Regions from separate parts of the Homo sapiens genome. Here region 2 is linked to region 1. The links are chromatin loops, found by intact Hi-C in ENCODE. Cell type or tissue: B cell. All regions are shown on one strand. Links, peaks and the distances in the headings refer to the core of each region. The heading gives the core; the rest is flanking DNA.

The links. Hi-C counts contacts between places; a loop is a spot of excess contacts. Peaks named below come from ENCODE experiments on the same cell type or tissue, not always from the same donor. Only the 100,000 strongest peaks of a DNase experiment are listed, where the experiment ranks them.
Region 2: a loop joins it to region 1, with 25 times the contacts of the local background. A loop is called at or near these places in 7 of 110 quality-filtered maps.

What each region holds. Positions count from the first base shown.
Region 1 is chrX:48,692,244-48,708,906 of GRCh38, reverse strand. It overlaps SUV39H1 (SUV39H1 histone lysine methyltransferase), which reads right to left and starts at 12,173. Exons shown (of 6, transcript NM_003173.4): 1 at 12,104-12,173; 2 at 9,860-10,005; 3 at 8,154-8,816; 4 at 2,496-2,642; 5 at 2,280-2,409; 6 at 1-1,470. The coding sequence starts at 12,122. The coding sequence ends at 1,337. LOC124905187 (a long non-coding RNA gene) reads left to right here and starts at 15,787. Exons shown (of 2, transcript XR_007068229.1): 1 at 15,787-16,356. RefSeq lists an enhancer at 11,340-11,619 and silencers at 11,760-11,859, 12,150-12,449, 12,480-12,559. In B cell, for the core only: no CTCF peak of the experiment used is centred there; a DNase peak (open chromatin) is centred at 12,326; H3K4me3 peaks cover 1,682 bases; H3K27ac peaks cover 1,695 bases.
Region 2 is chrX:48,906,775-48,920,215 of GRCh38, reverse strand. It overlaps SLC35A2 (solute carrier family 35 member A2), which reads left to right and starts at 8,570. Exons shown (of 5, transcript NM_005660.3): 1 at 8,570-8,670; 2 at 10,220-10,402. The coding sequence starts at 8,580. PIM2 (Pim-2 proto-oncogene, serine/threonine kinase) reads left to right here and starts at 1,192. Exons shown (of 6, transcript NM_006875.4): 1 at 1,192-1,442; 2 at 1,571-1,680; 3 at 2,385-2,435; 4 at 4,824-5,196; 5 at 5,645-5,821; 6 at 5,922-7,034. The coding sequence starts at 1,382. The coding sequence ends at 6,085. RefSeq lists silencers at 946-1,185, 1,276-1,415, 9,327-9,376 and enhancers at 5,887-5,936, 7,627-7,676, 8,917-8,966. In B cell, for the core only: no CTCF peak of the experiment used is centred there; DNase peaks (open chromatin) are centred at 8,525, 10,219 and 10,395; H3K4me3 peaks cover 2,201 bases; H3K27ac peaks cover 2,917 bases.

The DNA.
Region 1 (16,663 bases), core at 8,316-16,315:
GGCCGGCGGGATGGACACACAGACAGACACATAGATCTGGCATCTGATAGCAGGGCATACAGTCTCATGTAGGGGCACTCTGGGCACAGGTAGTCAGGAAGGACTTCCTAGAGAAGTCCTCACAGGGGGTGGGGGAGCAAGGAGCAAGGCAGCCATCAGAACCTTCGCCTTTTGTACATTTGTAGGCAGGTGACTTTTGAGACCAGTGGAACCAGGGTGAGCACAAAGGGCTGGGGTCTGGGAATGGCAGGCAGCAAGGGCTTCCCTCTCGCCTCGTCATCCCATAGTGGGGAAGCCATCTCCCCCACCCCCAATTCTTGGCCTGTACTTTGCCTTCTGCCACATGGGCCCTTTCCTGGCATCCACCTCCGTGGTTTTCAAGGCTTCCCTGAGACAATCCACGTGGACCAGGTGCTCTACCCAGTGCCTGGCACCTCATCACCACCCCATCAATGCACATTCTTGTCCTAAGTGCTATCTACGGACTATCTAGATCTTGGTTCCAGCTCTGAGTGGTGTCAGCGGTCATGACACCCCAGGTCAGGGCCCCTAGCAACCGCAGAGCTCCCAAGAGCCCTAGGTACCTTCACTGCACTGTGAAGGCAGAGCTTGGTCCCAGCCTACCTCCAGGGCTGGCCAGCTCTGCACTGCCTTCCTCTCACTGCTCAGTGGCCCATGGACACCCACTTCCCTTCCAGTGGCATGTGGGCATCCACTTCTCAGATATGCAGCCCTGAAGAAGAGACCCTACAGCTCTTAGGGCCAACACTACCCAGCACTGTAAGCACGAGCAGAAACCAGCCTCAGCCCGTAGCCCAGGGACCCCCTTTCTTTCACTAGTACAAAGTTTCTGTGGTTGGGGAACCAGCTTCATGTCGGGCTAGGCACTCTGGCCTCTGATGTCTGCCTGCTCTGGGGTTGCTTCCCCATACCTTTGGGGCAGCAGGGAGGAGGCCTGCAGCAGACCCCTCAATCTCCAGGCAGAAGCAGGTGCAAAAACAAATATATTCTGGGGCTGGGTTGGGACTCACCCCTTGGACCTCCTTAATAGGCCATGAATCCCAACGACAGAGAGTCTTGATGTTGAAAAACTATTTCTGAAGGTGGGTGGGGGTTTGTAAGTGCAACCCACAGATGGGGCTGGGACAGGGAAAGGGGACTCCTGGAGTCGGTCCTCACCACGGCCACAGCCCTGAACGTAGAGCAGGTAGGAGCAGGTGGGGGCAGGTGGAGGCAGGCGAGGCCCTGGCAGTCATTCTCGACAGGAGGGCAGCAGTGGGGGAGGTGCATGTAGCTTCAGGCCCCCTCAGTCAGTCTGGCCTCAGACTTCTAAGGGCTAGAAGAGGTATTTGCGGCAGGACTCAGTCCCACACTTGCATTCAATACGGACCCGCTTCTTAGGGGAGCCAGGGAGCCCAGCCAGGCCAAAGTTGGAGTCCATGCGGGTGCTCTCCATGTCCACGGGGTCCACTGTGGAGTCACAGCCAGGGAGGAGAGGAGGGAAGGAGGCAGGGAGGGAGGGGGAGAAGGAGGGAGGGAGGAAGGTAGGGAAGGAGGCAGGGGACTTGTTAGAAGGCCTGGATGAAGGGTCCCACTACCCTTTATACCATGAGACCAAGGATCTTTGGGGCTGGGAGCAACTCTGGGATTTGAGTTGGGAGATCTTAGGGTTGGTGGTTTGGGGCTAGGGCCAGGGCTCAGCACTGGAGGTTGTTCAGGCCAGGGGTTGAAGAATGCTGGGGGAGGCAGGGAGCCGTCAAGGAACCAGGAGGGTCGTTTTAGGTGTGTGGGGGGGGGCAGGGGCAGGAATAGAGGGCCACCTGGGCATCCAGAGGTACATCTGAACTCTCCTGCCAAAGACCTGCCCTTGAGGGTCTCAGAGGTGGCTAGCTTATCAAGGAGGGGACTGGCTGGAGGCCACAAGGGTGTCCAGAGGCTTGGGATGAAGAAGGCCAAAGGGAGCTAGGAGTGGGGAGGGGCTGGGGGATGAGGGAAACTCAGTCAAGACTGGAGTCAGGAGTTTCTTAACTCTCCAGGAATCTTGGGAGAAGTTGGTATGAATGCCTCAGGGTTAGGGTTCAGGGGCTGGGAATGAGGGGACTCGAGGGGTAGGCAGGGGTCTAGTAGTCCGAATGGGGGACTGGGAGTCAGGAAGAGCATCTTAAAGCTCCCGCTAAAGAATTTTCCTTGGTTCTCTGAGTGACTGGTGTGCCTTTGGGAGGGGTCCTTGTGTCCCAAGTCACAGTGCGCCCCTGCCCCCAGTCCCTTGCCACCCCCACCTTGCATGTTGTAATCAAAGGTGAGCTCCTCGCCTGCCCGGATGGTTCTTGTGGCAAAGAAAGCGATGCGGGGCAGCCGCTCGTCAAGGTTGTCTATGAAGACGTTGTACACCTGCAGGTTGGGGTCACACTGGGCGAGAAAGAACAGTTGGGAGAGTGAGGAGGGGCTCCAGCCTGCCCCTCTCGACCCCTTGCCCGCCTGCCGGGGGTACCCACACTGTGGTTGACAAAGTGGGAGATGTTGCCATAGTAGGCGGCATCCACGGTGTACACGTCCTCCACGTAGTCCAGGTCAAAGAGGTAGGTGGCGCCCTGACGGTCGTAGATCTGGCCCCGCCGCTCTGCCTCCTCTGAGGTAATGATCTAGGGAAAGGGCCATGGGTAAGGGGAGATTGGCCGCGAAGTCTCAGGAAAGCCGGCACTGCTCCTGACTTCTGAAGGACAGGGAGCAGGAGGCACCCCTGCCCGTGGACACACATGGGCAGTGACGCAGAGAGTCTGTCGGCCCTTCCTGAGGAGCTGGGCCTCAGCTGGCAACTGCCTGGCCCGCCTCAGGCCTCTGGCTAGCAGGAGGAGTCCCTGGCGGTGAGTGCAGGCTGGCCTGGCTGCAGGGCCCAACTGGGGCCACGCGAGCACCTCCTGCCGCCACCCAGCAAGAGCTGCCCAAGAACCCCTGGAGCCTCCAGTGCCTTGGGACGGAGCAGGAAGGTGATCAGGAGAGACCAAAGCAAGGGCAAGAAAGAAAGTGACCCAGGGTGCCACAGGGAGAGATACTTACTGATCCAGGCAAGGGAGCCTGAGCCCATGCAGGACCCAGCAGGGAGGGCGTGGAGAGAGGGGAAGAAGAGACCCAGGCCATGGGGAAAGGGGGCAAGGGCCTCAAGACAAGAGAGGTGGAGGCAGAGGCAGAGGGAGGCCCAGGTTCAGAGAGCCAGAAAGAGGCTGAGGCCACACACTTCAGAGACAGCAGCAGAGGAGGAGGAAAGATGAAGGGAGAGCACAGTGAGAGAAGCTCTCCCTCGGCCCAGGGCTGCGCAGTGCCAACTGGTGCTTCAGACGGCAGTGGGTGCCTCCTCCCCAGCTGGTTCCCTACCTGTCCTAGGAAATGGGAAGCTTTGCTGCCATCCTAGCCCCAGCCTGTCCTTGCCTCCCAATCCACGCCAACAAATCTCCGGCCCCATGGCCCCTCTTCCCTGAGGCCAGCAACGGCAGCCTCCTGCCAATCCCCAAGCGTAGCTGACCAGGCCCTTCCCTGGGTAGGGGTCCCACTGTACCTCAGCCAAGAACAGTGCACAGCACACAGGAGACACATGGGGACTGCTGTTTACTTTGATTCTGCTTCCTGGCTTAGCAGCCTGTCCTCTGTCCAAGTGGCGGCCCTCCAGGTAGCTCCAGTACTCCCCCGCCACACTTCTTCCTTCCCCTCCCTTCTCCAGAGACCCCTCTCGGGCTTCCTTCCTTGCTCACCCTCATGTGGGCCGGTGACCATGCCCTTCTGACTTGGGAATCCATCTCCTTAGCTAGGATGGCCACACTGGTGTTCTCCCTGGCTGTCCCCTCAAGGCTGTGTTCCATGCCAAAGGCTGACTAACAATGCCTTGAGGAAACCAAGATTTACCCTGCCTCGGGCCACACTACCCACTGCCCCGTGCTCCAGTTCTGTTCCTTGAGGAACCTGGCTCCCTTGCCAGGGTTTTTATTGAGGCCTTCCTTGTGCCCAGTCCCAGCATGCAGGGCTCACGGTCTGATCAGGGAGACACAGGGACCAGGCCCGGTCCACTCTCAGGGGTCACAGGTGGGTAGGGGATACACAGGAACCAGGATTGGTCCCTGCCCTCAAGGGGTCAAAGTCTGGTCACAGAGAGACAGATTCACACACCCACAGTGTAAGACTGTGATCAGGAAACAGTGCTTAGGGCTTGAGGGGGAATGGAGAAGAGACGGATTCTCTAAAACGAGTTGCAGATCATAAAAGGGCTTTACCACCTGGTGGAAGAGTGGGGACTCTCTCCTAAGGGCCACAACATGAGGGTGGAATATGTCAAGATCAGTCTCCCTTCACCTCCTGGAGAACAGTCTTCCTTGTGGCATCAGCTCAAACAGATGGGACCTCTCTAGGCAGCCTTCCAAGCTTCCCGTTCCTCCCCTACCTCAGAAGCTGGCCACTTGTCTGATCAAGTCCTGGGATCAAAGGGCAGCCTCTCCCAGGCTCACAGGCCTAGTGGGTGGGGTATGAGCCATCTTTTTCACCGTAGGCCCTCCTTGAGCCAGGAGGAGTGCCCACATCCTTCCTAGTCTCCATCTTCATGCCTATTCTGCCACTACCTGCTCTCCCAGTCTCACCAGGAGTGAGTCATACTGCAGGCCCTCCAGGGCACAAACACTTCTTGGTTCCTTCTCATCTTCTTTTCAGTCCCATTCTCTAATGATTGGTCAACCCTGAAAGCTTGGGAACAGATGGGCCTGTCTCTGCTCCCTAACAGCTCTCCAGAATGAATGGAAAAGACAGGCTGTAAGCTGGCAGTTCCGAGAGGGTGCTGACGTGAATGGGAACTAGAAGACTTGGAGTCAGCTGCTGCTCTGCCCCCTCCTGGATATGGGATCCTGAATGTTCTCTCTGTGCCTGTTTCCTCAGCTAAAAAAAAAAAAAAAAAGCTACAGCCTGGCAGGGTACCAGTTTTAGATATTATTTGGGCCTTTATTTTTTTATCCATTGTACTACTTTTGTGATTTTAATCAAGTTATTCTACCTCTCTGGGCCTCAGTTTTCTCATCTGCAGAATGGGAATGACAGTGACAAAATCCCAACCTGACAGGGGCTGTTGTAAAGATCCATACAAGATCATGGACGTGAAAGGTGTTCCTGTTTCTGATAGGAGAGTGAGCAATGTTAGGAGTGGTTATGAGGACCAGTTATAAATGTAAGGCACACCCTTAATTTTATGTGCCCTTTACCAAGAAAGGAAAAACTGCTGTTAATTATAAATGATACACCATGATTTAATTAAGACATCTTCATTTCCGAGATGTTAAAATAGGAAGAAAATGCATGTTTTAGAATGGATAAAATAGGCTGGCATTGTCTCTTGGGTGAGGATGGGAATGTTCTGCAGGAACGTGAAAGTTCTGACCCAATGTGGGAGGCTGCAAAGGAGGGAAGGGCAGCTCCCGTGGAGGGAGCTCTTGGTACAGACTGTCAGTACATGTCCCAGCTGAAGAAGGACAGTAGATAGCATGGTGTGCAGATAGGCCCTTGATTCCGTAACACCCTGGCAGCATCTGGGACGGCACTACAGAATCAAGTAAATTAGAACTGCTGCAACGAAATGTATGACTATTACCCCAAGTAGGATAAATAAAAACTACAAATAGGACCCTATCCGGTCAGGCTGGGTCCTGTAGCCAGATGGGTTACAAAAAAACTTGGTCTTCCAGACATTTTGGATTTGCTGAAGTTTGAACTATGCTGATAACATTTGTATCAAACTTACTGTGTACTGAACACTGTTCAAGTGCTTTTTCCAAGTGCTTGATACATAGTAACTCATTTAATTTTTGTAACAAGCCTGTGAGGTGAGTGCTATTATTGTTCCCATTTTACATAGTAAATGCAGGCACAGAGGTTAGTGATTGCTGATGAGTAGTGGAGCTGGGATTCAGCCTCGGGCAGTCAGGATCCAGAGTCCACCCTCCTAACCATTTGCTATACTGTCTCTTCAGAGGGGAATGCGGGAAGATGAGTTTGGCTCTTTCCGGAGGCCTGTGGCACCATCAGGAGGACCCATGGGTCTGAGGGTGCTGGAGGGCGGTCAGGAAATAGTGCAGCAAGAATGTGTGGAGAGCAGGAAGGGTGAGGACAGGGCTGAGAGGATCCCTGGGAGGATTAAAGACACTGACACTAAGGAAGAGCAGCCAGAAAAGTCTCAGGCCCAGGAGGGTCTGAGGCTGCCCTTGGGGTGTAGTCTTCCTCCTCGACTGTCAGGACCCTGTGTGGTAGACAGTGTTTCCTCCAGATGCCAGTACAGTGAGGCTGAGATACTTCCTGCTCTGTGCAGCCCCTAGGACGGTGGACTGTCTGGGTCCTATGGGGTCTGGACATCTCCTCCAGAGAGTTTGGGTTCCTTCAACCTCTGGACACTTCCTCCAGAGCGTCAGGACATTGAGGGCATGGACACTTCCCCCGATACTGTCAGGGTGCCCTTGGGTGTAGACTAGATCTCCAGGCTGTCCGGATCCCTCTGGGGTGAGGACACTTCTTTTTCCTGTCATGACAACATGGGTGTGAACACTTCCTAAGTCAGACCACCAGGTCCTCTAGAGTGTGGAGAGCACAAGCTCTTCCTCCAGGTCACTGGGGTCACTGTGGGACATGGACTTCCTGCAGATTATCAGGACTCCTTCCCCCGCCCACTGTCAGGAGCCCTCAGGGTGTGGACACCTCCCCACCTCCTCCTTCCAGATGGCCAGGTCCTGTGGCATGTAGACATCTCCTCCAGCAGGCCAGCAGGGTTATCTGGACAGGGTGTGGCTGTCTCCTTGCCCAGACTGTCAGGGTCCTCTGTGGTGTAGATTGTTCTACCCAAGATTGTCTCTGTCCCTGTCAGATGTGACCCTCTGTACAGTTTCTCAGAGTAGGAGCCTCTCCTTGTCATCAGTATCAGTGCTACAGTGTGGACACCCTCATGTGAGTGTTCCTCAGGCCAGTTTCTGTCACTTTCCAACTATATCACACCCCTAAGGGACCTATGGCTATATATAGAGGTATCTGGGGTTGTCACTATGACAGGGCACACTCATGGATTTAAATGGTCAAGGTCCAGGGATGCTAAATGTCCCCCAATGCATGAGACAGTTCTACATAACGAAAAATCATCTCATCCCAAATGCTAACTGCATCCCATCTTAGAATGCGACATTTTTCTGTTGTAGATACTTGCTAGTTATCTAGTTGCTAGTTATGGCTGTGCTTTAGCCTTGTGCAGCTGGGCACATGGCTAAAGCACATCCTGTTGCCTCTCTTGCATGGAGGTAAGGCCAGTGACTCAGTTCCAGCCAGTGGAGCATGGGCAGAAGTGATGGGTGCTGCATCTAGGCCTGGCCCACTAGGATGGGCCCCTTCTATCCCCCACTTGGCCCGCCTGCCAGGCAATGCTGAGGATCTGGTAGTGACTCCAAGGCTTCAAGGCACAGCAAAGGCACAGGAGGGAAAGAGCCTAGGTGTCCCAGTTGCTGTGTGAAAGGATACCCACTCAAACCCCCACAATGGACTGTTCCATGAGCAAGCAAACTTGTAATGTGCAAAGTCACTAAGATGAGGGGGTTGTTTTTACAATGGCTGGCTTGCCTAATACACTCGGCCTTCCCCAGTGTCCTGAAAGTCTAAAGGAGTTAGCCAACCTTTGTCCAAGGCATGTCTCATCCTACTCCAGACTGCGTTCCTTCTGTGCAGACTGGTAAAACAATGCTCCTCAGGCAGATACTGCTTGGTGATAAGATGGGCCCTTGTGAAATGAGAAGAGGAAGTGCCTTTCCAGCTGATGCAGCCCTATGCCAGACCACATGGCCTGTTACAAGGAATGCTAAGGCTGCCTGGATCTCAGCTCCCACTTTTCTTCTTTGCTAAGTACCCTGATAAAGTCAACCCAGTGCAGAAGTATTTTGGTGTTCCTGTAACCACCAGCATGGCCATGCTGGTGTGTACCAGCTTGGAATACTAGCCCCTGCCCAATGTCCCTGTGACACTCAGATCAGTCTCCCAGGCCTTTCCCATAGGGAAAGCAGGGAGTTTCAGACACACAGTGAGGAGAGCCGGGTGCACACTGTGAACACAGGGTGGGAAGAGCTGCACACACACACCGGGTCCCATCTCCCTACCTCTCCCACGTACTCCATGACGAAGCTGTTCTTGCGAATCTTCTCCAGGGTGCGGACGCCCCAGCCACGCCCATCATCCGTGCGGAAGATGCAGAGGTCATATCGGATACCCTTCTGTACCACACGATTTGGGCAGTCATAGCCGCAGCGGCAGCGGGAGTTGCACTCGTAGATGGGCAGCCCGGCTCGAAGCCGCACCTGGCCCTGGTCATTGTAGGCAAACTTGTGCAGTGACGCCCCCGGGCAGCAGCCTCCAGTGGGTGCCCACAGACAGTCCTGGCACTCGCAGCCCACAGCCACCTGGTTGAGGGTGATGCCCTCACCAACACGGTACTCATTGATGTACACGAAGGCCCGCGGAGGGCCGTCCAGGTCCACCTCATTCTCTACAGTGATGCGTCCCAGATGGCTGCGCTTGGCATTGAGCTCCTGCTCCCAGCGACGGAGCGCCCGCCTCTGCTTGGCCTTCTGCACCAGGTAGTTGGCCAAGCTTGGGTCCAGGTGCCGGGGGGTCTTTGACCGGTGGTGCCGCCGGAGCAGCTCCCTTTCTAAGTCCTTGTGGAACTGCTTGAGGATACGCACACACTTGAGATTCTGCCGTGGCTCCCAGGTGCTCTCTGAGTCTGGATATCCACGCCATTTCACCAGGTAATATTCCTGTTCCTGTTGGGGGTGGGTAGGGGGACGGGGGTACCGTAAGTAGTGAGATCTTTGGGCCAGCCTTCATGGGGCTTCCATCCCAAAGCTGATGGATAACACCTACCCCACCCCACCCCTTTTCTGGAATGACTTCATGCGGTGATTAAAAAGCATGGGCTCTAGAGTGAGGATTACTAGGTTCAAATCCTCCTCTCCCCCTTACTGTCTGTCCAAACTGTTCCAACTTTTAATTAATCTCCCAAACCCACTCCTCTCCTTGGTCTTCCCCATCATCAGCTCCCTCCCTTCTAGCTGTTCAGACCGGAACTCCTGGAGTCATCCTTGACTTCTCTTTTGTTCACACTTCCGACACCCACCCTCTGCACATCCCGTTGGCCCCACCTTCAAAATACGTCCAGTGACAAACCATCATCACTGCCACCACCCTGGCTCACCTGGACCCTGACAAGTCCTTGCCTGTTCTAGGCAGCTTACATGTATTATTAACTAACTTAATCCTCACAACCCCACATGAGGTAGATGCTCCTAGTTATCCCTCTTTTACGACAAGGAAAATGAAGTACTGAAGGTTTGGGTAGGTAGCCTGGGGTAACACAACCAGGACTGGAACCCAAGCATGCTGACTCCAGTTTGTTCTCCTAACCATCCTGCCACTCCCCCTTCTGGCAATAACTATCCCCATTTCAGTTGTTAGGGGATTAAATGAGTTTCCGAGAGGAAACGCCTGGCACACTGAAAGTGCTCAATAGCCATTAGCTATTGACATTTCCACTCCAGGGTTCAGCATCTCAATCTCTGCAATTACTTTGTATTCCTAGGGAGATGGGAAGAGATTTATTTGGGAATTCATTCCGGCTCCTGCCCAGAAAGCTACTTAGTTTCCCTATCTGTAACATAGGGATAAAAGGGTCTATTCATCCTGTGTTTTCAGGGTCAAAGGAGAAAATTCCCTTTGGAAACAGATGTGGGCAGTTGGGGACAAGAGGGCAGGACACTAACTTCCTTGTGACCTGTCCCCTCCCAGAGCATGGTCACCCCAGACTCACGCGGATCTTCTTGTAATCGCACAGGTACTCGACTTCAAAGTCATAGAGGTTCCTCTTAGAGATACCGAGGGCAGGGCAGGAGAGCTTGGCCAGGCGGCACAGGTCCTGCAGCTGATTCCAAGAAGACTTGCAACACACGCTGCAGCCTGGATCAAGCGGGGCAGAAAGAACTATTACTGGGCAGCCTGACTAGGCCAGGAGTCAAAGGGGACCCCAAATCCTCCCTGGGACATCCCAAAGACTGACTAAGAGTCAGGGAAATTTAATCCACAGGCCTTCCCCAGTGCTGAGACTGTTCTACAACAGAAATGTGCTTTGAACCCCAATACTCACTGCCCAAAGCTGCCCCTGGAGCAGCAGACCTCTAAGCGGGGTTTGCAACATGAATTGTCCTAAAGGAATCTATTTCCAGAGCTTCAAACTCCATGTCATTCCTAAAACTGCCTGCAAACCTGCTTTGGGTTCAGGACCTGATCACCCCTCTCTCCACTTTGCAAAAGAAAGAGAACAACCCCCCATCTCAGTAGGATGCAGTGCCCCGAGGTGGGGCGGATGGGAGGACAAGATTAAAACCTCCAGGGCACCAAACAAAGGCGTAACTGGAAAGACTGGTCTTTAATCCCTTATCTCAAACTCCTGGGCCAGATGTGTTTTGGAATTCAAAATTTTTTGGATTTTACAAGACTAGTTCTAGGATATCCCATACATCACCTAACACCCCCAGCGTGGCCAGGGGACATCAAGCTATAATCAAATGCATTAACCGTCCTGCAGCAAAAGTATGAATTTCCCACATTAAATAGGAGAAATAGAGATATAAAATAGCCTCACAGAAGAGTTCCACTTTATAATCTACTTTTGCCATAAATGGTGCCAAATTTAAGAAAAGGATTTCAGTTTTCAGGGCTTTTTAGATTTCGGAATTATGAGCAAGAGATTGTGGAATGATACTACATTACAGGAAGGCTCCTTAAATGATCAATCTGGGTGCCTTAAATCCACAAGGTATATTTTTTCACACTGCATTTTGACTTTCTGTCTCATCCATCTTTCTGTGAAGAGTAAAGCTCATCCAAAGGGTTATGCTCTGAATTTATACGCAAAGCGGTACAGATTAGTGACACTGATTCTTTTAAATATACCTGGTATATTTCTGGGACTGCCAAAATTTTGTAAGACACACGGATTTTAAAAAACAGATTTCTTTCTGATTCAAGGCACATTCTTAATCAAAGTACTTTAGAAGCCATTTTATCAAATCATGTCTCAAAACATTCCAAGGGCAGTCAGTCCTCATCCTATATCATCTTTTTAAAATGTTTAATATTTTCTGCCTCCCATTGCAAAAATCACACCTAAACTTTAGATGTCAACCTAAAAACGTACAAGAGCTTTTCAAAATTATTTCGTGTGCAAGCCCTACCCCCCCTACTTAGGCAAGACCAAGTGGAGACTGAGCCCGCCTGTGCCCACGCTTTCCTCTCCCTACAGCCTGTCCTCGCAAACCCCTTCCTTCACTTGCATTTGAAACCCCACTTAAGTGGTCCCAATTAACACCCTCCAGCTGCTGGCTCCGGAACTGGCCACAGGTGGACTCTCCTGAACCCCTCAGAGGTCCTCCCACTTGTGGAACCCATCCTCCCTGCGGCTTTCGTCACATAGAGGGGCCCCCCAACATAACTGAGTCACCCCTCTTTCCCTGCACATGGGGGAGTCCAGCTGTCCTATTAGGAAGGCCCCATTTCTCTCTTCTGGGAGATCCTCTATTCCAAACCCTTCCCCCATCACGCCGAGAGGCGATACTTTCCCCCAGAAGAGTTCTCAGTCCCCGCACTCTGAAGGGGGGGTCTGTCCCCCTTATCTTCCCTCCCCTTCCGGCGTCTCGCGTGGACACCGAATGGGTAACGGTCACCAGGGGCCGATTTTCCCGCGCGCGGGCGCGGCCTCCTCGACAAGCCCCCGCGCGTGCGCGCGCCGGTCCGGCCGCGATCTGCAGCGCGCGCCCCCCTCCTGCGTCCCCACTTAGCCCCAGGCCCGCTGCGTTCCGAGGCGCGCGCCCCCTCCCCTGAGCCCCGCCCAGCCCCGCGCACCAGGCCCGCGCTCCCCGAGCCTCATCCTTTCCGCGCCGAGCTTCCGGCTCCCGGCGCCGGGGCCTCGGACGCCGGGGCCCCGAGCCGGCAACGCCACCCCTCCAGCCCACCCGGCCCGGCCAGCGGGCCCGCGCCTCTGCCTCCACTGCTTCACCTTTTAAATTTTCCGCCATCTTTCCCCACGGCTAACGACATTCGGGCCTAGCCGGCCTCGCGAGAAGAGCGCTCGCGCGGGCGTGGCCGGGAACGCGCAGCCTATTGGCCGCGGCTCCCGACTCGCAGCACCCGCGCGGACCAACCGGAGAGCCGTGACCGAACCCCTCCCTGCCGCCCGGCTCGGTCCCGGAGGCGGGTGCTCGCCGCGCTTTCCCAGAGTGCGTCTGGGCGGCGGCGGCAGCGGGAGCGACAGCGGCGGTAGCTAAAGTTGCCAGAGGCCCTGCCCGTGCGCTGGTCTGTCTGTCACACTGCTAGCCAATCACGTTATCAGCCAGTCGCAGTGGTTCCTCAGTCCTGTCATACTCCCTGTTATCACCGTCAGTCAGCCCGTCATCTCATTTTAACCCCAAGCAGGCCGGGGCTCCCAGGTGGACTAGTGCCGTATCCAACTGCTCAGGCGGTCGCCCCAGACAGGTGCCTAGTCAGACTCCCGGCCCCCATCCACACTGCTGGGCAGTCAATACTGGCTTCCATTTGTGCCCTGGCCAGCGGCGACTCCCTGGAGGCAGGCAGACAGCACTGTTAGCCAGCCTGCCTTATCATTCCCTAAGACCATCCTGTCCTCACGTTGTCAGCAGATCAATCAGTCCTCCTCTCCACCCACCATAGCCCTGGGACCAGCTGCGATTCTCCCTGGCTAAATCCTCTCATAGACTGCAGCATCCAGCCATGCCCCCAGGCGGGCTGTGATTAGGTCGGGACAAGCTGTCACTGTCAGCATCTAATACAGCCCTGTCGGGCACTATCAGTTGGTCACTGTCTTTCCCTCAGATTACTTCTCATTCACACCACGATCAGTCACAACATCCAGCTAGGCCCTCAAAGCAAATAGTCACAGCAACTAGAGGTAGGATTAAGCCTCCACACCACCTGTCAGTGGGTCAGCCAGTCTGTCATTTCTCAGGCGACTCATCCCCACCATTGGTCAAGTCAGTCTCCTCTGATGCGTTGAAGCTGAGATTCTATCAGGGCAGACAGTCCGTAACCACGTACAGCCATCGAGTCAGACAGCTATGCCGATTTTGCTCCTGGCCAGCTGGCCTGTGACTCGTTCAATCCGCCCCTCATCACATCGTCAGTCATTCTCAGCATCCGACTGACCGCACCGTCTGTCAGGTGATCAGTCAGTCAGAGCACCCAGCCAGGCCCTCCAGCATGCTGTGATTCGAGCAGCGTGGATAGTTGATCACCAGATACAGCTGCCTAGCAAGCAGCCACGGGTCTGTTGATCAGTTAGCCTGAAGTTTCCCCAGGTGGCCCTCCTTTACACGGTGCCAGACAGTATAACATCTAGACATTCCCCCGCCAGCTGTGATTCCTGACAATAGTCATTCACAACATCCGGCCACCCAGGCAGGCAGTAGCACCACGGGCCATCAGTCAGCCAGCCTGCAAGGTCCTCAGGAGGCTGCCTGTCTTTTCCACTGTCAGGCTACCAGCCCCAGCCAGTCCTAGGCAGGCTGTCATTCAGTTAGATGTTCAGGAAACTGCGCTGTCACGTCCTCAAGTTGCGCCTTCTCCCTGTCACTCCATGAGTTCTGTAGTCAACCAAACAGTTATACAGTTAACCAAACGGATATTCTGTCTGCCTGCCAGTCCAGCTGTGAGCTCATTAAGAAGTGACTGGCTGGTCTGAGGTTCCGTCAGCCCCAGCTTGCCCTGAGGGGACAGACAGGAGCGAAGGTCCCACCATGCATCCCCTTCCCTCCCTTACTCCTTCTCGAGCAGAGTCAGGTGCTCATCCTCATGTACCCCCAGTCTCCTCGGGCAGCAGGGCTCTCCCACTCCCGGGTGTCCAGGAGACCTGTCCAACCCACAAGAGTGATTTAAGACAGGACCTCTGCCTGTCTGGATCTGAGAGGGAGACAAAAGGGTCTGTCGCCAGTAGTGCCCCCAAACACTATAAAGTAGTGGGCAAAAGTCTGGATTCTGGAGCCTGACTACCTGGACTCATATCCAGGCTCTGCCATTTACTAAATTACTTGATCTTAGGCAGTTTCTTAAACTGGTCTGTAAAACCTGCAGTAAGTGACCTTGGGGTGGGTGTCTCCTGCTCATCTGGAAAGTGAATCATTCTGGACTAGCACTTTTTCAGGAGACCTCAAAAGTTAAGAGGCCATCTTATTGCTACCGTGTCCCACTCCCAGCCAGTTGTCTGTTCATTCAGCATTAATTTAATGATTACTGCGTTGCCCAGTGCCGGAGCCAATATAAGGTTTTATTCACAGGTTTGACCTATTGTAATGTAAACCTCAGATTGGAGTGTAACACAAATACAGAAGGGTACACAGACCAGGGGTGAACACTGTAATGAGTTTTCACAAGCAGACCTACATGTGGAACCAGAATGCAGGCTGAGCAACCATTAAGCCAGATCTCAGAAGCATTTAATTGTTTCATATAAATTTATTGGGTACAAATATAATATTTTTTTTTTGAGACAGAGTCTCACTCTGTCACCCAGGCTGGAGTGCAGTGGCGTGATTTCGGTTCACTGCAACCTCTGCCTCCCGGGTTCAAGCGATTTTCCTGCCTCTGCCTCCTGAGTAGGTGGGATTACAGGCGTGTGCCACCACACCTGGCTAATTTTTGTATTTTTAGTAGAGATGATGGGGTTTCACCACGTTGGCCAGGCAGGTCTCAAACTCCTGGCCTCCAGTGATCCACCTGCCTTGGTCTCCCAAAGTGCTCGGATTACAGACATGAGCCACCATGCCAGGCCACAAGTGTAATTTTGTTACACAGATACATTGTGTAGTGGTGAAGTCAGGCATTTTACTGTATCCATCATCTGAATAATGTACATTGGCCTCCCAAAGTGCTAGGATTACAGGCATGAGCCACAGCGCCAGGCCACAAGTGTAATTTTTTTACATGGATACGTTGTGTAGTGGTGAAGTCAGGCATTTTACTGTATCCATCAACTGAATAATGTGCATTGGCCTCCCAAAGTGCTGGGATTGCAGGCATGAGCCACAGTGCCAGGCCACAAGTGTAATTTTGTTACACGGATACATTGTGTAGTGGTGAAGTCAGGCATTTTACTGTATCCATAGCCTGAATAATGCACATTGTACTCGTTAAGTAATTTCCTCATCATCTACTTCCTTCCCACCTCCCCACCCTTCCAAGTTTCTGTTGTTTATAATTCCACATGCTATGTCCATGTGTACACATTATTTAGCTCCCACTTACAAGTGAAAAGATTCAGTATTTGTCTTTCTGTTTCTGAGTTGTTTCACTCAAATTAATGGCCTTCAGTTTCATTCATGTTGCTGCAAAAGACATGATTTCATTGTTTTTTATGGCCGAATAGTATTCCATTGTGTATACCACATTTTTTTTTTGAGACGGAGTCTCGCTCTGTTGCCCAGGCTGGAGTGTAGTAGCGTGATCTCAGCTCACCACAACTCTGCCTCTCGGGTTCAAGCAATTCCCCTGTCTCAGCCTCCTGAGTAGCTGGGACTACAGGCATGTGCCACCACGCCCGGCTAATTTTTTGTATTTTTAGTAGAGATGAGGTTTCACCATGTTAGCCAGGATGGTCTCTATTTCTTGACTTCATGATCCGCCCATCTCGGCCTCCCGAAGTGCTGGGATTACAGGCGTGAGCCACCGCGCCCGGCCAACCAGAACACTGGATTTCTAAGATTTCTGTGGGGGACTGGGAGTAGGGATAAATGATGCTGATGGATCCTTCCTAGACTCAGTGCCCATCTGGGGACCTGGTCAGGGTGGGGTGGGGAGTGGTGTTGCGGTGTAAAGAATAATGAATTAAAGGAAACCTGAGACTCCCTCCTTCTCTAGCTTGGGGGAGTTCCCCTTTCCACCTAGAAATTCTTCCGTTGCTCTTGCAGACTGAAGAAGCCTGCCCTCTCTGGAGTCTCCCTCACCTTTATCTTCCTCCCCACTACCTTTCTCTTTTTCTCCTCCTCTAAAGGTAGGATGTCTGAGATCTCGAATTCACCAGATTTCAGAAATCGGAAGGGGCAGGGAGCTCAATTCTAGGCTTTGCTGTGCAACAGTTTCTAATTATGCCCTTGGAAATAGCTGTAAACGCCAAGGACGCTTTTGAGTTACTCCTTTGTTTCTGGGAGAGCAAGTCCTGAGGAGGCAGAGAGGTGACTCAGTGGGATCCCCGTTGGAAATCAGTTACCTCCATTGTATAGATGCGGAAACCAAAGCTCAGAGGTGAGGCATCTTTCCCGGGTTCTAGAGCAGATCTGTCTGATAATTAAGTCTTTGCCTTTTCCATTGCAATTGGCCAGTGCTTGATTTGAACTGGGAACTGGGCAGAGCCAAATTTTAAAAATGAGAGGGGGATCCTGCCCATCAAGATCCTGGTGTGTGAGTTGTTATGGGCATGGAGAATGGGGAGGTCTGCTCATTGAGTATGCTGCTCTTAATCTAGTATTGTGTTGATTGAATGATTTTTTTTTTTTGAGACGGAGTCTCGCTCTGTTGCCCAGGCTAGAGTGCAGTGGCACGATCTCAGCTC
Region 2 (13,441 bases), core at 4,406-12,405, 220 kb before region 1:
TCTGCGTCTCTCATTTCTGGGACAGTACAAGTCTTGCTGTGACAGTGCATATCTGATGGTGACAGTGTGTTTGTGACAAGTTCTGCCAGTGTGACGGGACATTTCTGTGTCATCACATGGCAAATGTAGGTCTGCGTGAGTGCCTTTCTGTAACAGTGTATCTCTGGGTGTCATTCTAGGACATAACTATTTTTCTGACAGTGTGCTTGCCTGAAAGTGTATGTCAGTCTCTGGCTGCATGTGTATCTAGGTCGTTTCTGTGAATGTGTCTGACAGTATGTGTTTGTGTATATCTTGGCATTCATGTGTCTTTGGAGTGCATTTTTCTTCCTGGGGTGTGGCGCCTTTTCTGGCTGTTTTTCACAAATTTGTGTCTGAGAGTTGCCACTTCTCTAGCAGCCTCTATCATGTCTCTCAGTCCTTGCCTCTCTCAACTCCAAGAGCAGCCCCATGCCACCACCACTCTGGGCTCACCCCCATCCCCCAAGAACCACCCCCTGCTGTTCTAGATTCTAGACTTGCTGACTGGGCCCAGGGCTCAGGGTTAAAAGCTCCAATAAACACTCACCAGGCAATGCTGCCTTTGACCAATGCACACCCGTGGCGTTGATGGTAGGGGTTCCCCCTCCCTGGCTACCAGATATTTCCAGGGCCCTGGCCTCAGCTTTCCAGTGAAGGCCGCCAGTCGCCTGGAGGACTCCGGTGAAGGAGTCCGACAAGCACCTTTCGAGACGGAGTCTTGGATAGCCACAAGCGCGAATTCTTAGAAGCCCGGCCTGGCGCTATCTCTGTGCTAATATCCAGGCAGCGGCGGCAAACCAACTTCCCAGGAAAGGATACTGCGCAGTTATTTTTTAAGTGTAAATACACACACACACCGCCACCACTACCAACAACAACCCCGCGCAACAACCAAAACAAGCGCGGTGCTGCAAAGGGATTCCCAGAACCGGTTTCCTCTTGGTGTGAGCCCCACCTCAAGCCCCCTCATTTACATGCAGGCCCCGCCTCCTCGGAAGAACCGAGCGTGTATTTGCATAAGGGGGCCCTTGAAACGATGAGGGTGGTATGCAAATAAGAACTGGCTCCGATTGGCTGTGGTACAGCAGGTGCCGCGTCCGGATTGATCAAAGCCAGGTGGGCGGGGCTGTCGCCCAGGGTGACTCTCCCGGGAGGCGCGTGCCCAGGCTCAGTAGCATTGGGGCTGGCGCGCGCGGCGAATCTCAACGCTGCGCCGTCTGCGGGCGCTTCCGGGCCACCAGTTTCTCTGCTTTCCACCCTGGCGCCCCCCAGCCCTGGCTCCCCAGCTGCGCTGCCCCGGGCGTCCACGCCCTGCGGGCTTAGCGGGTTCAGTGGGCTCAATCTGCGCAGCGCCACCTCCATGTTGACCAAGCCTCTACAGGGGCCTCCCGCGCCCCCCGGGACCCCCACGCCGCCGCCAGGTGAGTACATCCTCCCCTACTGCAACCAGACGGGGTGGGCTGGAATGATGGGTTGCAGCGCGGGGGGAGGGAGTCGTGGCTGGGCTCAGCACGCCGCCACCCTGACTTCCTCGCCTCCGCCTGCGTAGGAGGCAAGGATCGGGAAGCGTTCGAGGCCGAGTATCGACTCGGCCCCCTCCTGGGTAAGGGGGGCTTTGGCACCGTCTTCGCAGGACACCGCCTCACAGATCGACTCCAGGTATCCGTCATGAGGGTCTTGGGAGGGTCAGGTGCGTGTGGCGGGGGCGGGGGTCCTGGCCCTGGAATGCTGGTTGACCGAGGAGTGAGCCTGCAGAGTGTGTAGAGGACCAGGTGTGTGTGTGTGTGTGTCCGTGTCCGTGTCCGAGGAGTGAGCCTGCAGTGTGTGTAGAGGGCCAGGTGTGTGTGCGTGCGCGTGTGTGTGTCGGTCTAGGAGGTTATGGGCGGGGGGGGGGGGCAGGGGGCTTCAGATTCCGGAGTTCCTTGACCCCGGGGTCCAGGCTGTGTATGTGTGGGAAAGCAGGGACCTAGATGTGAGATTTGTGGGACTTTTGGAGGTAGGTGTCCAGTGTGGAGTCATGCGGACCAGGACCCTGGTACAGAGTTGGGGTGTCGTAGAGCTAAATAGGAAGATTGTGGGCCTGGGGTATCAGGAAATCTAGAACTCAGGACTTGGAGTGATGAGTCCTGATGCCTGAGAACGGAGAGCCCAGGGCTAAGGAAGGTGGGAGAGATAAACTTGGTTCCGAGGACCTGGAGGGCAGGGGAGACGCCCTGGTACGCGTTCTGTGGGGTGCTGTGGTTGGGGACCAGAAAGACTAGAGTGCTGGTAGATGGAGGAATACTGGAGGTAGGCAGAAGGTCTAGACTGGGAGGGGTCTGGGGATCACCTGCTGGCCTCCTTATCACGGCCTTCTTCTCCAGGTGGCCATCAAAGTGATTCCCCGGAATCGTGTGCTGGGCTGGTCCCCCTTGGTGAGTACCTTCGGAGCCCTTCCTAACCTACCTACTCCATCACTGATGTATTCACCTCCTTGCTTTTCCAGGGGATGTATGACTCCCTGGGCCCTGTAACAGTGAGAATACTGCCAGCCCATTTATACTCCCTTGGGGTGACATACAGTTCTGATTCACCCCAATTCCCCTAGAGCCCTGGATTCTCCCCTCCAACAAACCTTTACCATCCTTCCTCCAAACACTGCTGGGGGACTGCCCGCAGGGCGTGCTGGTGGGGAACAAGGGGCAGAGGTCACTGGTTGCCATGGTGATGGTGGCTGCTTCTCTCTTGCCGTTATAACGCTAACGGACATCAGGGCGGGTCTGGGCAAGTTGTAGAGTTGGGAGCGCCCCCTGGCGGGCTCTAGGGGAAACTGCGCCTGCGCAGTCCATGGGACCCAAAGGGAGAGGGTGCGCCTGCGCAATATCGGTATTTTTGCATCTCGGTGAGAAAACGTCTGCTGCCGTGCAAGTCAGCAGCCTGGCCAGGAGAGGGCTCTACCTCATCCCAGAAGGTTGCTGCTCGAAGTGTACCTGCGCAGGGCTTGGGGAGGCAGTGGGGGGCGGATTTTGTGGCCCCCAGCGTTTATACTTTTTTTTTTTTGGAGACACAGTCTCCCTCTGTTGCCCAGGCTGGAGTGAGGTGACGCGATCTCGGCTCACTGCAACCTCCGTCTCCTGGGTTCAAGTGATTCTCCTGCCTCAGCCTCCCAAGTAGCTGGGACTACAGGAGCGCACAACCATGCCCGGCTAATTTTTGTATTTTTAGTAGAGACAGGGTTTCACCATGTTGGCCAGGCGGGTTTTGAACTGCTGACCTCAGGTGATCCGCCTGCCTCGGCCACTCAAAGTGCTGGGATTACAGGCATGAGCCACCACGCCCGGCTGCATTTATGACTTTTTTTTTTCCTTGAGACGGAGTTTCGCTCTGCTGCCTGGGCTGGAGTGCAGTGGCGTGATCTCAGCTCACTGCAGCCTCCACCTCCTGGGTTCAAGCGATTCTCCTGCCTCAGGCTCCTGAGTAGCTGGAATTACAGGCACCCGCTGCCATGCCCGGCTAAGTTTTACGTTTTTAGTAGAGACCGTGTTTCACCATGTTGGCCAGGCTGGTCTCGAACCCCTGACCTAGTGATCTGCCCGCCTTGGGCCTCCCAAAGTGCTGGGATTACAGGCGTGAGCCACCGCGCCCGGCCTCTAATTTTGTATTTTTAGTAGAGACGGGGTTTCTCCATGTTGGTCAGGCTGGTCTCGAACTCCCGACCTCAGGTGATCTGCCCGTCTCGGCCTCCCAAAGTGCTGGGATTACAGGCGTGAGCCACTGCGCAGGGCCACATTTAGGCTTTTTATTGGCTGGTTCTAGGTGCTTGGTGATGCTGACAAAACACATGATAACACTAAGTCCTTTTGTGCTAGGTCCTTTGTAATAAATCACTCAGCTGTTTAACAAATTAGGTATATTGACCACCTACTATATGACAGACATAATTCTAGACACTCAGCAAAGTATTACATAAGTATTGAGAGCTCATTTTGTGCTAGGTCCTTTTTTACTAATTGTTTTCACCTGTTTAACAAATATTTATTCAGCCCTACTCTGTTAGCAGCCACTGTTCTAGTGCTTCATATACGTCCGTGAACAAAACAAACCATTACACAATAAGTGTTTATTGAGTGCTAACTGCTTGTCAGAGCCCATGCTATTAAGTGCTGTCATCTGTTTAACATTTATTGATCACCTGTGTAAGGTACTATTCTAATCTGGGATATGTCAGGGAACAAAACAAAACACATAATGGTGGTGCTGCTTCTGCTGAAAGCCTTCAGTTGATAACCAGATTTTTCTTTGTATTTTTGCTTGTTTGTTTTGAGACAGCTGGAGTGCAGTGGTGTGATCTTCACTGCAACCTCTGCCTTCTTGGCTCAAGCGACCCTCCCACCTGAGCCTCCCAAGTAGCTGGGACTACAGGTGCATGCCACCAAGCCTGGCTAATTTTTGTGTTTGTGCCATTTTGCCCAGGCTGATCTTGAACTCTTGGGCTCAAGCAATCCACCCACATCAGCCTCCCAAAGTGCTGGGATTGCAGGGATGAGCCACTGTGCCTGGCCGAACTTCTTTCGTTTATTCAAATGTTTATTGATCTACGACATGCGAGATTTGTGCAGGCTCTTTGCTGGTTTCACCCTCTCAATCGCTGTGTGAGTTTGTGTCTTTAGGGAAAGTGAGGCCCAGGAAGGGAAGTGAGTTGCTTAGCGACACACTGTCAGGAAAAGGGGCCCTGAGTTGAGCTTAGGTAAAAAGCCTCAGAGCTGTTGCCCTGACATCTGTCTTTTTTCTCTCCCTGCTTCCCACCCCACCTGTGCCCCCAGTCAGACTCAGTCACATGCCCACTCGAAGTCGCACTGCTATGGAAAGTGGGTGCAGGTGGTGGGCACCCTGGCGTGATCCGCCTGCTTGACTGGTTTGAGACACAGGAGGGCTTCATGCTGGTCCTCGAGCGGCCTTTGCCCGCCCAGGATCTCTTTGACTATATCACAGAGAAGGGCCCACTGGGTGAAGGCCCAAGCCGCTGCTTCTTTGGCCAAGTAGTGGCAGCCATCCAGCACTGCCATTCCCGTGGAGTTGTCCATCGTGACATCAAGGATGAGAACATCCTGATAGACCTACGCCGTGGCTGTGCCAAACTCATTGATTTTGGTTCTGGTGCCCTGCTTCATGATGAACCCTACACTGACTTTGATGGTAAGGCTTCTCTAAATCTCCCTGGAGGGATTGTTTTTACTTGATGGCCTTGTGACCTTTGGCCTCCAGTGGTGGGGTGTCCTGTAATCCTTGACCCATACTGCATTATATAAGATGATCGATTGCTAATACTGGGGATTCTCAGCCTTGCCCTCTGATAAAGTCCATCTTTTAATGGTGTGCTAACCTTATTCTGGGCTCCTATTCTGGTGAGGGGATCCTGTTACCATCCTGAGTATTCTTTCTCTGGTAAGGGGATCCTGTTACTTTTCAGTGCTTTTATTCTGTTGAGGGGACTCTGTTATTTTAGCTGCTTTTTATCTAGTGAGGGGACTCTGCTTTTATCTTGAGTGCTCTTAATTGTGGTGAGGCCATCCTTCCTGGAGAGTTTGGGGTTGGAGAAGGGCATCATGAGATTGAGTTGGTCTAACCCCTGGCTTGTGTGCAGGGACAAGGGTGTACAGCCCCCCAGAGTGGATCTCTCGACACCAGTACCATGCACTCCCGGCCACTGTCTGGTCACTGGGCATCCTCCTCTATGACATGGTGTGTGGGGACATTCCCTTTGAGAGGGACCAGGAGATTCTGGAAGCTGAGCTCCACTTCCCAGCCCATGTCTCCCCAGGTGAGGCCTCACTGACCCCAGCCCAGAAGACTCCATCCTTCTCAGGGACCAGTACCCCCTACTGACTGCTAATCTTCCCTCTCTGCTTCTTGGCCTACAGACTGCTGTGCCCTAATCCGCCGGTGCCTGGCCCCCAAACCTTCTTCCCGACCCTCACTGGAAGAGATCCTGCTGGACCCCTGGATGCAAACACCAGCCGAGGATGTACCCCTCAACCCCTCCAAAGGAGGCCCTGCCCCTTTGGCCTGGTCCTTGCTACCCTAAGCCTGGCCTGGCCTGGCCTGGCCCCCAATGGTCAGAAGAGCCATCCCATGGCCATGTCACAGGGATAGATGGACATTTGTTGACTTGGTTTTACAGGTCATTACCAGTCATTAAAGTCCAGTATTACTAAGGTAAGGGATTGAGGATCAGGGGTTAGAAGACATAAACCAAGTCTGCCCAGTTCCCTTCCCAATCCTACAAAGGAGCCTTCCTCCCAGAACCTGTGGTCCCTGATTCTGGAGGGGGAACTTCTTGCTTCTCATTTTGCTAAGGAAGTTTATTTTGGTGAAGTTGTTCCCATTCTGAGCCCCGGGACTCTTATTCTGATGATGTGTCACCCCACATTGGCACCTCCTACTACCACCACACAAACTTAGTTCATATGCTCTTACTTGGGCAAGGGTGCTTTCCTTCCAATACCCCAGTAGCTTTTATTTTAGTAAAGGGACCCTTTCCCCTAGCCTAGGGTCCCATATTGGGTCAAGCTGCTTACCTGCCTCAGCCCAGGATTCTTTATTCTGGGGGAGGTAATGCCCTGTTGTTACCCCAAGGCTTCTTTTTTTTTTTTTTTTTTTTGGGTGAGGGGACCCTACTCTGTTATCCCAAGTGCTCTTATTCTGGTGAGAAGAACCTTACTTCCATAATTTGGGAAGGAATGGAAGATGGACACCACCGGACACCACCAGACACTAGGATGGGATGGATGGTTTTTTGGGGGATGGGCTAGGGGAAATAAGGCTTGCTGTTTGTTCTCCTGGGGCGCTCCCTCCAACTTTTGCAGATTCTTGCAACCTCCTCCTGAGCCGGGATTGTCCAATTACTAAAATGTAAATAATCACGTATTGTGGGGAGGGGAGTTCCAAGTGTGCCCTCCTCTCTTCTCCTGCCTGGATTATTTAAAAAGCCATGTGTGGAAACCCACTATTTAATAAAAGTAATAGAATCAGAAGCGGCTGGCCATTTGTAGGTGTGAGGCTTTTATGGAGCATCTACTGTGCACTGAGACAGACTGTCCCTCTGCTTTGTCCTCAGGAAGCCACAGTCTTATGTTGCCATCCTAAAGAGCTTTAAGGATTCTTGAAGCTGCACCACACACACACAAAAAAATCTTGATTCCCCTGCCCCTGATCTTATGCAGTGCCCAGTATGTGCAGAAGGGTTCTCTGTTGGAGATACTGTGCATATTGAAGGTGTTTAGGGCACATCCCCAATCAAGATGGCTATCTCAGAAGCAGAAAAACTACCTTCCCTGGCACCCCAGGGGAATGAAGAAGCCCTTTCCCCTGTTGCAGAAGAAAAGCCCTGTCAGGGTACTGGCCAGGGCGGGGCTGGGGTTGGGCGCTGACTGGAATCTGTCCAGGGTGTAGTCACCTGTTTTGCTCTTTATCTTTAGCCTCTTCCCCCATCTTTACCCTTACATACCCATCCCTCTAATTTCTCCTTCAACACTTGACTTACCTGGCCTACCCTATTCCATGTTGGTTTCACTTGTTCCGACCTGAGTTGTTCCCTCTCTTGCCCTGCTTATTTGTCTCGGTTCAGTATAAACTCCGCCTTCCGGGTTCCAGCGGTTCTCCTGCCTCAGCCTCCAGAGTAGCTGGGTACAGGTGCATACCACTAAGCCCGGGTAATTTTTTTTTTTTATTTGAGACGGGGTTTTGTCGTTTTGCCCAGGCTGGAACTCCTGAGCTCAGGTGATCGCCCGGCTCAGCCTCCCAAAGTGCTGGGATTACAGGCGTGAGCCACCGCCTCTGGCCCGGACTCTTGCCCTGCTTCCAAATGCTAGCTAACCTGTGAGCCTTTCGCCTGTCCCCTTTGCCATCCTCAGTGGTGACTCACTTGTCTTCCCTTATGTGCGTCAACTTTCCTTTGCATTTTCACTTGTTTATCCTCACCTGCTCTGCTTTTATCTGCTAGCTTAACATTCCTGACTCGCACCTGATGCCAGTACGCCCTCACCCCGACCCCGCCAGGTCAAAGTTTCTTCGTCCCCAGATTCCCGTGTGCTCTCCAGGGGGCGAGGCCTCTCTGGAAGACGGGAAAGCGGAATTTCAGTCCAACCATGAAGCACCTGGTAGTTTCTGATACGGAAAGGGCGGCGCCTTATGGAGAAGCTGCCAATAAAGAGCCGAGATGAAAGGGGTGGCTGAACCAATGAGTCTAGGAGACAAGATCGGGGGATGATCTGGAAAGCGCGATCAGTGAAGCGGACGAACGGCAGGATAAGGCGGGTCTAGTGACAGGAATGGGCCGATGAAGCTCTGTAGGGATGGTGGGTAGGCCGATCGGGCCGTGTCCCCGGCCTCCCGATCCGACGGAATTTGGAAATCCCGGGGCTATTCATACATTGAGCTTTTAGGAGCGGAGGAGAAAAGCCACCACCCTGACGATCCCGGCTCTCGCTCCACCTTCACTCAGGTGGCCCGGCAGCGGAAGTGACGAACGCGGAAGTGGTTTTTCTGTTGCCGAGGGGACGGGCCGGGCAGATGCCAACATGGCAGCGGTTGGGGCTGGTGGTTCCACCGCGGCGCCCGGGCCAGGGGCGGTTTCCGCGGGTGCATTGGAGCCGGGGACCGCCAGTGCGGGTGAGACAGTCTGCCCGAGCAGTCGCATGGGAGGCGGAGGTCGGGATCGCTGGGAGTCGGGAATGTTCCTCACTAAAGTGAGAGGGAGCATCCCGTGTGGACCGACGTGTGTGTGTGTGTGTGTGTGCACATTGTCAGTGTGTTGGGGGCGGGGAAGAGAACATTCTGAGAGTGATTGTGGGATCCTTCCGCATATGGAGAGTAGAGACCATTGTGAGTGTGGTGGGTAATTCTTTTTGGGAAGGCTAAGGCCACCGAAACCATTCTGAATATGTGGAGTCCTTCCGTGTGGAAGAGACCATTCTGCGGGTGTGGGAGTTCCTCACTGAAGAAGGGGGAGACTATTCTGAGGGTGGTGGTTCCTTCCTTATAAAGGGACAGAGACTATTGTGAGTTAGGGTGGGGCGAGTCCTTCTTTATGTGACTAGAGAGGGTCCATTTTGAGGATGGGGGTGTCTTTCATTATGTGCGGAGGAGACCGTTCTGGGGGCTCCCTCCTAATGGAGGTAGAGTTCATTGTACATTCGGGTGGGAGGGCTCATCGTTATATGGTGGAGAAAGAACGTTCTGAGAGTGCCGGGTCCTTCCTTATAGCAGAGAGAGCTCATTGTGAGTGTGGGTAGAGCAAGGAAAAATTCATTAGCTAGAGGGTCCGTGTGCGGTGGTGGGAGGGCAGACCATGTGGAGTGCAGGGAAGTATTTCCTCATCTGGTTGAGGGAGCCAGACCTTTCTTGGTGGGATAACCATTCCTGATACAGGATTCAGTCCCTGGGAGCATGTGGGAATCATTTCTTGTATTTAGTAGACTATTCTGGTTCGAGAGGAACCAGTTGTCACAGGAGTGAGGGGTTGGAGAGACCATTCTGGGTATGAGGAGGATCATTCCATATGGGATGTAGGCCATTCTCAGTGTGAGGGAATCGAATCATTTCTTAGATAGGAGAAAGACCGTTCTTAGGGGGTGAACATACCTCATACAGTGGCCTCATTCCCTGCATTGATGTGTTATTCTTTACATGAGACAGTCCCTCATTAAACAGGAGCATCATTTCATATAAATTCTCAGTTTGCTAATCCATAAATGGGAATCCTCGCAGTTCTTTTGGAGATGACAGTGATATGAGTCTATTGAGGTAATCCATAGAAATCCCTTAACCCAGTGATAGGCATACAGTAAACACTCAATAAACGTGGAGAATGTAGTTGTCGGTATTCTTTCTGGGGAAGAGTTGCTTCTCACTTGGGAGGAAGCCGAGGCGCGTGGCCAGGGTTTGCCTCAGCCATTACCTGACACCTCAGTAAGGATTCCAGGTATGGACTGGGACAGGGTGGGGCCCATTTCTCCCTTCTGGCTCTTCCTGCTCATGGCTGAGGCAGTAAGCCGGTAGGAGTCAGACCCTTATTGGGTGAGGGCAGGCAGGCTGAGGGAGCAAGTAGCCATGGCTAGGAGGGTCCTGGGTGAGAAAGAAAGGGGGTGGGTGGTGGTGTGGCTATGCCCCAGCGGCTTCTGACCCCGTCCTTCCCCCTTGCCCCTTCCGTTCCCCACAGCTCACAGGCGCCTGAAGTACATATCCCTAGCTGTGCTGGTGGTCCAGAATGCCTCCCTCATCCTCAGCATCCGCTACGCCCGCACGTTGCCAGGGGACCGCTTCTTTGCCACCACTGCTGTGGTCATGGCGGAAGTGCTCAAAGGTCTCACCTGCCTGCTGCTGCTCTTCGCACAGAAGAGGGGTACGAACCAGGGATGGGGCTGCACTGGGGTCGGTGGGTGAGACTCCACATGTATGTGTGTGTGTTCACACAGATGGTTTGCTTCAGGAGTGTCTCCAAATCTCAACCTGCCTGGAGCGCCACTCCAGCTATGCGTAGCGGCATCTTACACTTTTCTAGCCCTAACAGCCGGGTAGCCGGCCTGTGTGGGCTGTAGGAGTGAGATTGCCAATGCTTATAAAGTAGCAGGGATCTCTCACATGTGATTTAGCTTCATATTATGGAGAATTCCGAATACATGCAAAATCAGAGAGAATAATCAAATAGTAAAATATCCATGTACCCATCCCCCAGAGTCAGCAATTAGCAACTCATGGCCGCTTTAAACAACATCAGTGATTGTTCACTCACTGCCAATCTATATGTCTACCTACGTCCTTATCCTCTTATTATTTTTAAGTAAATCCCACACGAAGTAATATTGTATGGAAGTAAATTCCCCTGAATTATCTTGAATAAATGTAGCTGGGATTACAGGCACGTGCCACCACGCCCAGCTAATTTTTTTGTATTTTTAGTAGAGAAGGGGTTTCACCATGTTAGCCAGGATGGTCTCGAACTCCTGACCTCGTGATCCGCCCACCTCAGCCTCCCAAAGTGCTGGGATTACAGGCGTGAGCCACCAGGCTGGCCTTGTTTGGTATCTTCTAAATCTGTTAATCTCTAGGGGTTTTTTGGTCTTTGCAATTAATTTGTTGGAGAAAACAGGTCATTTGTTTTGTAGACTTTGGGTAGTCTGGATTTTGCTGACTGCCTCCCTAAGGCAAATATTCTCAAAAATTTAACAAGTATTCTGTCTTCTACATCTCTTGTAAATTGGAAGTTGGGTTTATCTGCTAATTTCAACATCTCCCTGAAGGCCTTCTACTTTGAAGTGTTGCCCAATTGTTTCTCTAAAAAGGTCTTGCATAAGTAAAGGGATGGAGATGAATTATGCACCTTTGCCCTTTGTTTACATTGAAGAGAATATTCTCACCCACCTGTTAACTCCAGGTTAACAAGAGACCTGCTCTTACCTTTGTTAACTCTGTGAACAGTGTAGGTGTGAACACTGCCTCAGGCCGTGGGGGTAGATGGGTTAGCAATGCAGAGGAGCAGCTTGTCCTCATTGCTGATGGAAGATGGAAATAACAGATAGCCACAGACTTAATCACAGGCCTTCATCTCTTAGCCACAATTTCAGCACCCCTCTCTCCCCTGCCCGGAATTTTTTTCCCCTGAATTCGAGTTTGGAGACCAGGAGTGCACAGGGTTTGGTGAATGAACATCAGTAGGAGTTCCTGGGACAACCTTGTTCAGTGTTTGAAGAAGTTTTGCCTGTGGAGTGACACCCAGCTGTGACTTAAAAGATGAACTGCTGGCTGGGCGTGGTTGCTCACGTCTGTAATCCCAGCACTTTGGGAGGCCGAGAGGCAGGTGGATCACAAGGTCAGGAGTTAGAGACCAGCCTGGCCAAGATGGTGAAACCCCGTCTCTACTAAAAATACAAAAATTATCCAGGCGCGGTGGCAGGTGCCTGTAATCCCAGCTACTAGGGAGGCTGAGGCAGGAGAATTGCTTGAACCCGGGAGGCAGAGGTTGCAGTGAGCCAAGATCACACCACTGCACTCCAGCCTGGGCGACAGAGCAAGACTCCTCACCCACCCACCCCGCCCCGCCAAAAAAAAAGATGAACTGCCAAAAAGTGGGGCGAGCTTTGCAAAGGCCTTGTTACATAGGAAATGATTCTCATGTTTTTTGTTTGTTTGTTTTGAAATGGAGTTTTGCCCTTGTTGTCTGAGCTGGAGTGCAATGGCACGATCTTGGCTCACTGCAACCTCCGCCTCCCGGGTTCAAAAGATTCTCCTGCCTCAGCCTCCTGAGTAGCTGGGATTATAGGCGCCTGCCACCACACCCGGCTAATTTTTGTATTTTTAGTAGAGACGGGGTTTCACCACGTTGGCCAGCCTGGTCTCGAACTCCTGACCTCAGGTGATCCACCCACCTTAACCTCCCAAAGTGTTGGGATTACAGGCGTGAGCCACTGCGCCCAGCCCGATTATCATGTTTTCACTGGAGCAGGTCCCAAGCGGACTTCTGCTTAATGGTCAAGCCTGCATTCATCCATGTGGCAGAGGCAACTCTGTGTCTAGGGCTGACAGAAAGATGCAACAAGGGGGAGATGGCCCCTGCCCTCAGACGGCACATGGGTCAGTGAGGAGCTAGGATAAGTCTAAAAGTCTAGACTATGCCTGGTGTGGTGGCTTACACCTGTAATCCCAGAACTTTGGGAGGCCGAGGTAGGCGGATCACGAGGTCAGGAGATCAAGACCATCGTGGCTAACACGGTGAAGCCCCATCTCTACTAAAGATACAAAAAATTAGCTGGGAGTGGTGGCACGCGCCTGTAGTCCAAGCTACTTGGGAGGCTGAGGCAGGAGAATGGCTTGAACCTGGGAGGTGGAGCTTGCAGTGAGCCGAGATCGCGCCACTGTGCCAAAAAAAAAAAAAGTCTAGACTAAACTCTTCTGTGTGGGAGACAGCCCTCCACCCCAGCTCCTAGGGCTTCTATTTCATAAGCTCCAAGTTAATGATGGTTATTTCTTTCTTTCTTTTTTTTTTTTTTTGAGATGGAGTCTCACTCTGTTGCCCAGGCTGGAGTGCAATGGCATGGTCTCAGCTCACTGCAACCTCCACCTCCCAGGTTCAAGCAATTCTCCTGCCTCAGCCTCCCAAGTAGCTGGGATTACAGTCGCTTGCCACCACACCTGGCTAATTTTTGTATTTTTAGTAGAGATAGGGTTTCAGTGTTGTTGGCCCAGCTGGTCTTGAACTCCTAACCTCATGAGCCACCTGCCTTGGCCTCCCAAAGTGCTGGGATTACAGGCGTGAGCCACGGCACCTGGCCTAATGCTGGTTATTTCATTGTACACAAATATATTGAGTATTGAGTGCTTTCCCTGAATGGGGCTCTCTGCCAGGGAGGTAGGCTCTAACATGAGTGACATGCTCTGTGATTAG